Linked DNA regions of Homo sapiens: region 2 is linked to region 1. A link is an interaction called in ENCODE POLR2A ChIA-PET data of the cell type or tissue named here. Cell type or tissue: GM12878. All regions are shown on one strand. Links, peaks and the distances in the headings refer to the core of each region. The heading gives the core; the rest is flanking DNA. Region 1 has its middle 8.1 kb from the start of MIR4425. Region 2 overlaps RUNX3-AS1 (RUNX3 antisense RNA 1).

Region 1 (5,366 bases), core at 251-5,250:
TGTGAAGTTGGCTTTGGTTTTTCGGTTGCAAATCACACCCATATTAGGAACCGGCGGGAAGGAAGATGACTGCGCCAGAGCCTGTGTTTTCTGGAAACACCGCAGGGCGGTGAGAGGTTTTCCAGGCCCTGCCTCAAGCCAAGAGGCAAGATTTGAATCACTGAACTGTCATGAGGTGTCTCCCAAGTCCTGGGTCCAGCATTGCTCCCTGAGAGCACCAGGAAGTAAAATGCCCTCAACACAGAGGTCCCCTGAGACCCACAGAGAGCCCACGAAACACTCACCGAGCGCCGACTTGGCGCCAAACCCTTCCCATTCACTTGGCCATTTAATTTTCAAAACCTGTTGTGTGACAAGTGGTGACTCTCACTCCACAGAAAAGGAAGCCACTCCACTCTTGAAAAGGATGCCAAGCGGCACCCCCGCGGCCACACAGCCAGCAGCCCAGATCTACCTTCTCCAAAGCTTGGCTCTGAATTGCGAGGCTGCAAAGCCCCATTCTCCTGGTGCCCATCTTGCCCAGCCCAGCAGCGGGAGCCCTTCTCAGGGAAGAACCTGTTGCGAGGGGAGAGGCGGAGCTGTCGCTGATGGACGGAGCACAGCTCCCCACCCGCAGTGGGTACTCAGGAAATGTCTGTTGACAAACAATCCTGTCTTCATAAAAACAAAACTGGCAATGCAAGTGCATAAAAGAAAAATACTGGAATGAAATGCACCCAAATGTCACTATTCTAATGAAGATGATAAGGAATGTGATTTTCTTGCTCTTTCCTGTGCTTATCTGTATTTTCTATATTTGTTGCAGAGAAGTTAAAAGAAAAGAAAAACCGTAAAAGGAAAGCCAAATGCCTCCTCCAGAGCTGTCTGACAGGGTTTTGGGGAGAGATGGTCTGGGGAGGCTGCAGTCAGCAGTACAGCCCCCGGGGGCTGTCAACAAGCAAGAGAGGTCAGAGACCAGTGGCCCTGGCTGGCCTCCCTGGTTGACCCTCTTAGAATCAGAAGATACCACTTTGAGCATCTTGGGGTGCAGGTGATGAGGGGAAACAGTAACTTTGGGAGCAAGCAGTCAAGGATGAGGATTTGGGGGTCAAGAGACCTGGGAAGCCCAGCTCACCATCTAGCCTAGAGTGTGCCCTGCGGCAAGTCATTGTTCTACTGAGCCTCAGTTTCCCCATCTGCAAAGTGGGTTTCTGGAAGGCTATCATGAGGACTAAATGAGGTCATGCATATGGAACAATCAGCCAGTCCTTAGCATGCAGTAAGTGCTCAAATAAGGGTAGCTCTTGGTCATTCTTCTTCTTCTTCTTTTATTTTTTTTTTTTTCCTGAGACAGAGTCTTGCTCTGTCACCCAGGCTGGAGTGCAATGGAATGATCTCAGCTCACTGCAGCCTCCGCCTCCTGGGTTCAAGTGATTCTCCTGCCTCAGCTTCCTGAGTAGCTGAGATTACAGGTGCATGCCACCACACCTGGCTAACTTTTTTGTATTTTTACTAGAGAGAGGGTTTTGCCATGTTGGCCAGGCTGATCTTGAACTCCTGGCCTCAAGTGATCCACCCGCCTCAGCCTCCCAAAGTGCTGGGATTACAGGCATGAGCCACTGCGTCTGGCTGTTTTTCTTCTCTTCCAGTCCCCATGGTCATTAGGTAAAGCCTGGCCTTGGCACTCAGGCTGGAAGTTGGCTAGAGGGGATTTGGAACTAACCCCCTTGGTGTAAGGTGAAGAGTCTGAAATTTAGGGAGGGGAGGAGGTAAGAACAGAGTCAGACTCCTCCCTCCGCCACACCTTGCTGCTTCCAGCCCTCACTGTTCCAGAGCAGAAAGTGTGGGGTTTAGATGCTCCCGGGGACCTGAGATCCATGTCAGTCCTCCCAGTGTGTGGTTCTAACACCTTCCTCAGTGTGGGCCTCTCCCTGTCCTCCCACCCCACCCAGCCCCACCCTGGCCAGTCTCAGGACCTGTGGAAACCAGGAGGACCAACCAAGTTCTCCTTCTCACTCTCTGTCTGAGTCAACCCCACCACACCATGGAGGTGACTCAGAGGAGACAAAGCCCCAAACCACACCCCATTCACGGTTTGGAGGGGAGCCTCACTCCAGGGCTGGGTTTCCCAGGGTCTGTTCTGCCCTGCCAGACACTCTCAGGCTCCCTAGGAAGAGGAGGATGGAGACTGGAGAGATGGAGGGATGGAAGGATGGAGGCTGGAGAGATGGAGACTGGAGGGATGGAGGATGAAGGGATGGAGGCTGGAGGGATGGAGGGATGGAGGCTGGAGGAATGGAGGCTGGAGAGATGGAAGGATGGAGGCTGGAGGGATGGAGACTAGAGGGATGGAGGCTGAAAAGATGGAGGGATGGGAGGGATGGACGCTGTAAGGATAGGGGCTGGAGGGTGGAGGCTGGAGGGATAGAAGGATGGCGGGATGGGAGGAATGGAGGCTGGAGGGATGAAAGGATGGAGGCTGGAAGGATAGAGGCTGGAGAGATGGAAAGATGGAGGCTGGAGCAATACAAGGATGGAGGCTGGAGGGATGGAGGCTGGAGGGATAAAGGAGGAAAACAAAGAGCGGGAGGGGTCTGGGCACTAGGCTAGGGCCTCAGCTGCTGGGCCTGTACCATGGCAGGGAATCCATGAATCCTGGAGGCATTTTTGGCTGGTTCCAAAGTCAGACAAAGTGTGAACCTCTCTCTGCTACAACCTTGGCCAGAAAGTCTGGTGCAGAGACGATGAGACACTGGGGACCCCCACTTGTTCACATTTGTTCCGTTGCTCACTTGTTCAAAAAACACGCGTGAAGCCCCTGCTTGGAGCCAGGCACTGGGCTGGGTTCAGGGTTTCCAGATGAATCAGGCCTGCTCCCCGGGGGACTCCCAGTCGTTCAGAAGAGAGACAGACATTGAAACAAATAATTAAAGACACGAATGAAAGCCTCTGAGATAAAAATACACAAGATCGGTGAACACAGAGAGAGTCACTGAGACAAGCTTAGGGTTGACCCTAAGCTTGAACCAGAGGGAAAACTCAGACCTCCACCGAGTAGGATGGGCAGTGGGAGGCTGGGGTGCAATGATCCTGAAGGATGCTGAGGGACCCACCACTGCTCCCGTGACCTCCACCTGACGTTCCTCAGGGAAGTGACACCCCCTCCAAAATATGCAACGAGAGAGGCCCTGGGGAGACGCAGGCTTGGGTTTCAGATGTGGGCGATTCTCACACGGGCTGCAGATTCTAGGCCTTGGTCTGCAGCCCGCTCACTCCACGCCGCTGAGACTCAGTTTTCTCATCTGCCAAGTGAGAGTTCTGGATTTGGAGATGATTATTACAGCTAATATTTGCTGAACATTTACTGTGTGCCAGGCATCGCGCCAGACACTTTGCATCGGTACCTCGTTCAGCCTTCACATCCGCCCAGTGAGGTAAGTGCTATTAATAGCAGAAGCCTCTTATCCAATGAGAGCAAAACCAGTGGTTGGTTAATAGAAAAAAAAATTAATGCAGGAAATCATATGATACATAAAGTAGGCATTTTATTGAACGTAACACGTGCGCGTGTACTTTTATGAGATGATCTTCTGATGCAGGGCCAAGGCTGTCTTTGAGACTGAGGCCCCCAGCTGGTGTCCTACCTTGTTTTTCTTGCATAAAACCAACCTGTGCAGCAGCGTTTATGGCTCTCATTAGGAGTCCTTTAAAGCGGAGTGGGACCTTAGAGATGCTTGTGAAGCCATCTGAGCACAGACTCCCTAGACTCCCTCTGGATTTTTAATAATCACCCCCTCCCTCCAGTTTTAGTCTACACCTAATTCAATGAAAGTTTGTGACGGATTTTAACTATTGTCTTCCCCAGTCTTTTATGGCTGTCTTGCCCACACCTCATTTGGCAGCACTTTTTTTTTTTCTTCCGTTGACAACTCGCCTATAACTGGGCCTTTGCAAAGTCCTTTCTTGGTTTTCTGTGACACGACTCTCTTTCCCATTCACATTCTGGTCTCCCTGGTTCGGCCACTACAGCCAGCAGCTGCAGGTCTGGGAAGAAGCCTCACTGAGTCAGAGGAGCCGCCTAGGTGGGAATAGCAGCGGCCGGCCTGCCTGGAACATTCAGGAAGCTGTGGCATCTACTAGCCTCTCTTTCAAAGGACAGGGAGAGTGTTTGTTAATCCAGAGTGGGTTGAAGGGAGGTCTTGTAAGGCACTTTCTATGGTTTGATTCCCATTCTACAGGTGAGGAAACTGAGGTACATGAAGTCACTTCCCCAAGGCCACCCTAGGCTCGTCTAGCTGGGATCTGAACCCAGGCCTGCCTGGCTCCACGTTCTTCATCCTCACACCCTGCTACCTCCTTGTTGCACCAGAGGGGGTCCCTGTGCAACCCAGGTCTGGCTTTCCTGCTGGAAGGACTTAAAGGATCTCTCTTGCATGTGGAATTTGAGGTGCATTTAAACATTGTCCACACTAAGCCTGGTACGGAAGATGGCCACCGATCTTGGGGCAAGGTCTTCTCCCTTGGTCCTGTGTCTCCACGCCCAGGCCTGGTATGCAGCAGGTGCTCATGAGTGTCAGGAGCTGGACAGGAACAGTCAGGATGCCTTTTGTGTTTCTGCCAGTGTCGCGAGCACCTGCTCTGGGGCATGCACCAGGCTGGGTTCCAGGATCTAACAGGAAGGAGAAGCTGGTCCCATCACTGGCCTCAGAGGTCAGTGTCTAGCAGGGTCATTCCATGTCCCCTCGTCCAAGCCTCCTCTGGTCAGACTTCCTCTGAGGGGACAGGGGGTTGTTAAATATGCAAAGGATGTGGATTTTGGAGTCAGACACATCTGAGCTCCAATTACAGCTCTGCCACTTATTGGCTGTGCGTGTAACCTCAGACCGATGGCCACCTCTCAGCCTCGGTACAAACGACAATGCCTCATTCTAGGCCCTTGGTGGGCAGACCCCCAGCAGGGCTAGGAGTCCCTTGAGCCCCAGGGAGGAGGAAGCCCGTAGGCAGGAGGGGTTCGGCTGTGGACAGGGGACCTGGCAGTCAGCTCCCAGAAGCTTCCGACCGTTGGTGGCTGTGGAGAGCGAAGCGGTATGCAGGGGAAATGAAAAGAGGCCAGACGTCGTCCAGGCCGCAGCACGCAAGGGCACCTCACTCCGCTCCTTCGTTCCCTCCCAGGCTCAGAAAGGGGAAGGCAGCCCAGACCAGGAAGTGGCCAGCTTCTGATGGCCACCGCATGGGGACCGCACCAGCCCCAGCAGGAAGTGGCTGGCCCCTTCCCACCCCCTGCCGAGCCAGGCCCTCCTGCACTCACACTTGGGAACCAGCCAGCCTGAAAGTCCCTGTTCTCAGGTTCTGGGACCAGCACTGCATTCTTAGAAGCCTGGGTCCGG
Region 2 (5,366 bases), core at 175-5,174, 84 kb before region 1:
AAAACCCTCTTTGGCTCCCAGAATGCCTACAGGGTAAAGTGTAAATCATAGCAAATGATAAAAGCAGACAGTTTCATAGCCGCTTCAATATGCCAGACCCGGGCTGAGTGCTTTACACTTATTAACTCACTCGGTTCTTGCAATAACCCAATGAGGTGGTTAGCCCATTTTCCAGATGAGGAAACTGAGGCCCAGGAGGCTTAGTAACTTGTTCAAAGTCACATAACCATTGAGCAGCAGAGCCAGGCAATTCCAGGCCTTTGAAAACTTGGCTCATGGAATGTTCTAATGTTATCTCCCTACCCATTCCCCTGAACACTGTGGATCCTCTCTCTCTAACAGCCCCCGGTTCCTTTTCAGGGTATGTGCTTCCGCATTCTCTGACTGCTGAACTCCTCCTCATACATCAAAGCCCTGTCCTACTTTTCTCTCTTTGTGAGACCATCTCTAAAACTCCCAGGAGGACTTGGCCCCCTCTCTTTCCCCTCCCCACCATGGCCCCTTGTCTGAATGCGTTGTAAGGACTTGCTATTGTGTCCTTTACGTTCCCTGACTGTGACCTCCCTGAGAACGGAGATGGGCCCCTTTCAGCTCTTTGGCATGGGGCTTCAAACTGAGTCTGGCTTTAGGGGGGTTCCCAGAAGCATTTGAGAATGAATGAATGAATGAATGAATGAGTGAGTGAATGAATGGCTGAGTGAATGAACGAATGCTGTTTGTTTCCACTCTGGGCCTCAGTTTCAGAGTCTATAAAAGGGGAAGAACAATCCTGAACCGCCCCCCATTCCTTAAAACAAAACACATTTTTTTCTGATTATAAAAATAATACACATTCATTAAAGAAAAATTGGAAAATAATAAAATTATGAAGAAGAAAATTAAAACCATCCATAATCCTGCCACCCAGAACAATGGTTCCCACTGGGTGTTCAGCCTTCTGCTCTTCTTACTGTATGTATAGATTTATTATCTTCTTCTCTTCCCCGCCCTCCCTCCCTTCTCTCCTTCCTTTTTTTTTTGAGTGTTGGGAACATACAGTATGGGGTCCTTTAAACCTGCTTTTGAAATCCCCCAACATGTGTGTATGTGTGTTCTCCTGTTTTCTTAAAGCCTCCCTGATGGCAGGGGACAAGTGGCTGCTAGACAAGCCTGGTAGGGGCCAGGGTGTGGAAAGCCCATTCCCCCCCTACTCATGGACCACCATAGTTCCCTTGTGATGGGCTGTTTAGGGGGTTTCCAGATTTCTGTCAGGGAACACCCTGCGTGGATGTCTTAGCTGCATCCCTGGTTCCTTCCTTAGGACAGATTCTGGGACTGGGGTTGCTGAGACCAGTATAGACACTGAGAGGCTCCGGACACCGCCCCACATCCTCCCCACAGCTGCTCTCCAGCCCCACTCCCACTGGCAGCCTGGACTTCTCAGCTTGGCAGAAAGCCGGGGGCAGTATTCCACCTCCTCCAGAGAAAAGCCTTGTCTACACCCAAGGCCTCACTGATTCCATCCAACGCTGAAAATACCCATTTACTCAGCTATTTCTCCACGTTATGGTCTAAGGCCCAGATGCTTAGTTCCAACCAAAATAGCCACAGAGGTCACTGTGGTCTGAGGGTCCTCTGGACCTCAGGCCTGTGTAGACATCATACTTGGTAATAATTAACCCACGGAGCTCACCACGTGCCAGACCCTCTGCGTCTCTGTGTGTCCTCACGGTAACCCTGAAGCTAGGGATGGCTGTCTCCCATCTTACAGGTGAGAACACTGAGGGTGCTCCAGAGAGCTGTGGGCCCTAGGCCTTGTCACCTGGGGGTGCAAAGGCGCTGCCCCAGTAGTCCGGCTGCCTGCTACCTGGCTGCCTGCTACCCAATGGGGCAAAGTCCCAGCACTACCCCGAAACAAGGACAAGCTTTGGCCTAGAAGCTGGGCAGCCAGGTCCTGTGCCTGTTTTTTCTCCATATGTGCCCTGGGCAGCTCACCCTCTCCGTCTGTGAAATGGGAGAGCAGGGAGTCAGAGACAGCCTCCTAGGCCTGTGGCGGCTCTGAGCACAGTGGGTGCAGATACTCAGTGCTGAGTCAAAGAGAGAGAGAACCCTGCCAGATGGGCCAGCTCACCACAAGCAGCCAAGCCCGGTCTTTGAGGGGTTGGAGTGGGCAGGCCTTTGACCAAGGCTGAGCTAGGAGGGACCTGACGGCCCCAGATGGAGGCTGGCCCACCCTGCCCCAGCAGATGGGAGGCTATTTTTTAACCCCACAGGAAGAAGAGGACAGAAATGATTGCAGGGGGTTAACCTAGGCCCCTGGGGACGCTCCCTGTTTGCATCCTCCTTTCCCCACAACCCAGAGAGCTATGTGGGCTTCACCTGGAGTTCCCTGAATCCTTCTGGAGCTCCCCGCAGATCACAGCCGGAGCTGGCAGGGCCTGAGTGGCCCCTGTCTGCCAGGCGAGGGACCCAGAGCCCAGAGAAGTTTGACCAGGACTGGCTTCCTCTGCCCTCTCTGCTGTGTGCTTCCACCAGGTGAGGCTGCCTCCTCCGCTTCTACCTTTCTTCCTGGGGTGACCTGGGGAGGCCCCACCTTCTCCCGGGCCAGTTTCCCCATCTGTCAGACAATGGGACCCTCCAGACATCACTGAGGCTTCTCCCAGCTGGGAAACCTCCTTCTGAGCTGGGGCCCTGACTCTGTCACATCAGTCCTGGATTCCTGGAGGCCTCAGCCCTCCAGAAGCATCCACCCAGTGGACAGGAGCTCGTGGCAGGTGTCTGGGGACCCCCAGGAAGAGGAAGGATTTCCTGGCCAGAGATAAGAAGAGCAGCGTGGGTAGGGGTTAAGCATCCTCCCCCTGCAGCCTCCCTCAGACCACGCCACCAGGTGGCCCTTGGTCCCCCCAAAAGGAGTTCCTGAAAAGTCTGTGTCTGTTGCAGCAGGTGCGGCCTGTGAAGTGTGTGTATGCTTGTGTGAGGGTGGTGTGTGTTCACATGCACATGGTGGGGGTGGGCACACAAGGCGGGAGGCCTAACATGGTGGCAGGGACAGACTTTGGTTGCTGAGCTGGGACAGCCTGTGACAGAGGCCCCAGCACACCCGCAGGTCTTACCAGAAACCCTCAGATGGTGCTGGTCTGACCTGAAGGTGGGCACATGCAGGGAAGGGGTACATGCAGGACAGGGGTGCATGTGGGGGAGGGCCATGTACAGGGCAGGGGTGCATGTGGAGGAGGGGTACATGCAGGATGGGTGCATGTCGGGGAGGGTCATGTGCAGGACGGGGTGCATGTGGGGGGTGCGTGCAAGACAGAGGTGCATGGGAGAGAAGGGTTTGTACATGGCAGGGGTGCATTGGGGGTGCATGCAGGGCAGGTGTGCATGTGGGGGAGGGGCATATCCAGGACAAGGGTACATGTGGGGAGGCCACAGGGCTCAAATGCTGTCAGGGCCTCTGGGAAGCTGGGACCCCAGTGAATGCTTGAGGGGAGCCAACTCTGCCTGACCTCCTCTTATGATTGTCTATTTAAACAATACTGTAAATTAATCACATTAATCGAACCCACCTCCCTGCCTCCTGCTGCTTGCCCCTGTGATACAAATAATATGAGCACAATGAAAAATCTTGGAAAATACAGAAAACACATAAAAAATGTTAAAGCCTGAAGTCTTATAACCACAGTGAACACTGCGAGTGTCTTTGAGGGGATGGGGGTCTGCAGGTCTTCTTGATACAATCACATTCATTCCCACATACTGGAGCATTTCCCACGGGCGGCTGTGGAGCTGAGCACTTCAGGTTTGTCTTAGTGAATTCTCTAACAGCCTGAGAGGGAGGTACTGTTATTCTCCCCATTGTATGGCTGAAGAAACAGCAAAAAGGAGGTTAAATATCCCCCTCAGGGTGTAAGAAGCAGAGCCAAGATTTGAATCCAAGTCTGGCTAAATGGAAAGTGCAAATCGTCCAGCGTCCAGGGCTGCACTCCAGCCATGCCCCGCCCCCCGTGAGCAGACCACTCATTTATTCATTCCTCCAGGAGCATTTACTGAGCACCTCCTGTGACTCAGACCCTGCCCAGCACCCACACCAAGGACTTGGCGGATGTGAACGAGACAGAGAGAGGCCCCAACCTGACTCCCCAAGCGGCCACAAACTGAGTCCCAACCTTGACCACAGCTTGATTTCTAGTCCAAGTTGTCACTGACCCCCACTGGCCTTCATCACTGACTGAACTGTGACCTGGCCTCCTGCACTCTGCAGTGGCCTCTGTGAGCTTTTCATTCCCCGTGATGTGTGTGAAAGCCAAGGCCAGCAGCCCACCTCACCCAGCCTATCATCCACGCGGCCTGGGCCAGGGAGGCCGTCAGGAGCCCACCCACCACCTCTGGCCTGCCACTCTGGGCCAGGCCTCTCTGGAGCGGGGGTTTGGCCTTGGCCCTTGGCACCCTGCTTGGCAGAAGGGTGGGCCTTGGCTCAGAGCATGGGGCCACCCCAGGAGGGGTCAGCATAGCTGAGCTCAGGGTACCTGTGGGCGGGGCTTCCATGTCCCAGGGTCCTCACACTGCAGCCTCCTCTTTTTGCCTGGGCCCTGGAACCCCAGGAGACCCCAGGAGCCGTTGCTCCCTCCTCTCACTTGCAGAAACTCAACAGGGCAGCTCATCTGAGCTCCCCCGATGCCTGCACTGTATTTCTGGGGGTCCTGCATGTCTCTCCAATCCTCAGGCAGGGCCAGTTACCTACTTTATAGGACCCAGTGCAAAAAGAAAATACAGGACCCCTTTTCAAAATGCAGGAACAAAAGTTTTTCCTTTCTTCTGTGGACTCTCAACCCACGGTGGTGTTTTTTATTTGCTGTTCAATGTCACACGTACTTGGACCTGGGGAGACTTGTGCAGAAAGTGCAGACCCTCACAGATGCTCAGGGGCCACCCCAAAACTTGGTGTGCAGATTCCAACCCCTTTCTCCTCCCCATGCCTGCCTCAGTGGAGGGCGGCAGTGCAGGTAGTGGGCTGCTGAGAACCCATCCCTGGAGGCAGCAGGAGGCAGACTGGACCCGGGCCCCAAGTCCCCAGGCATGCTGCACTAGCCCATCAGGCTTCATTTACAACACACTAATTCAGAGCGAAAATGATCCAGCATTTCAATATGGCAACTGCTGAGCGTTAAATTCAAGCACAGGAGGTGGGGGGGCCAGGTAGCCCTGGAACATAGCAGTCTCACAGGTGGCTGGGCGTGGGGTGGATCTCTGTTCTTGGAGTAGAGGGATGTGGAGTACCTCCCTCTGCTTGGAGTATCTGGGGTACCTGGACAAGCACAGGGGGCCATGAACAGGGCCATGCCTGTGTGCCTGCCCCTCGCTCAGAAGAGGGCACCTGACGGGAATAC

What was found. Peaks named below come from ENCODE experiments on the same cell type or tissue, not always from the same donor. Only the 100,000 strongest peaks of a DNase experiment are listed, where the experiment ranks them.
Region 2: POLR2A ChIA-PET joins it to region 1 with 20 read pairs; 15 of 35 experiments call an interaction of 5 or more read pairs at or near these places.

The regions. Positions count from the first base shown.
Region 1 is chr1:25,028,958-25,034,323 of GRCh38, forward strand. No RefSeq gene overlaps it. Among named protein-coding and RNA genes, the nearest start is that of MIR4425, 8.1 kb to the left of the region's middle. RefSeq lists enhancers at 1-104, 607-676, 2,965-3,174, 3,715-3,764, 4,765-4,824 and 1 more and a silencer at 2,159-2,208. In GM12878, for the core only: CTCF peaks have their summits at 517 and 3,607; DNase peaks (open chromatin) are centred at 1,984, 2,917 and 3,374; H3K4me3 peaks cover 4,185 bases; H3K27ac peaks cover 5,000 bases.
Region 2 is chr1:24,945,394-24,950,759 of GRCh38, forward strand. The region is part of intron 1 of RUNX3-AS1 (RUNX3 antisense RNA 1); the gene reads left to right. It also overlaps a transcript of RUNX3 not described here. Among named protein-coding and RNA genes, the nearest start is that of RUNX3-AS1, 18 kb to the left of the region's middle. RefSeq lists enhancers at 1,637-1,746, 4,293-4,816, 4,817-5,342. In GM12878, for the core only: no CTCF peak of the experiment used is centred there; a DNase peak (open chromatin) is centred at 2,127; H3K4me3 peaks cover 1,082 bases; H3K27ac peaks cover 3,117 bases.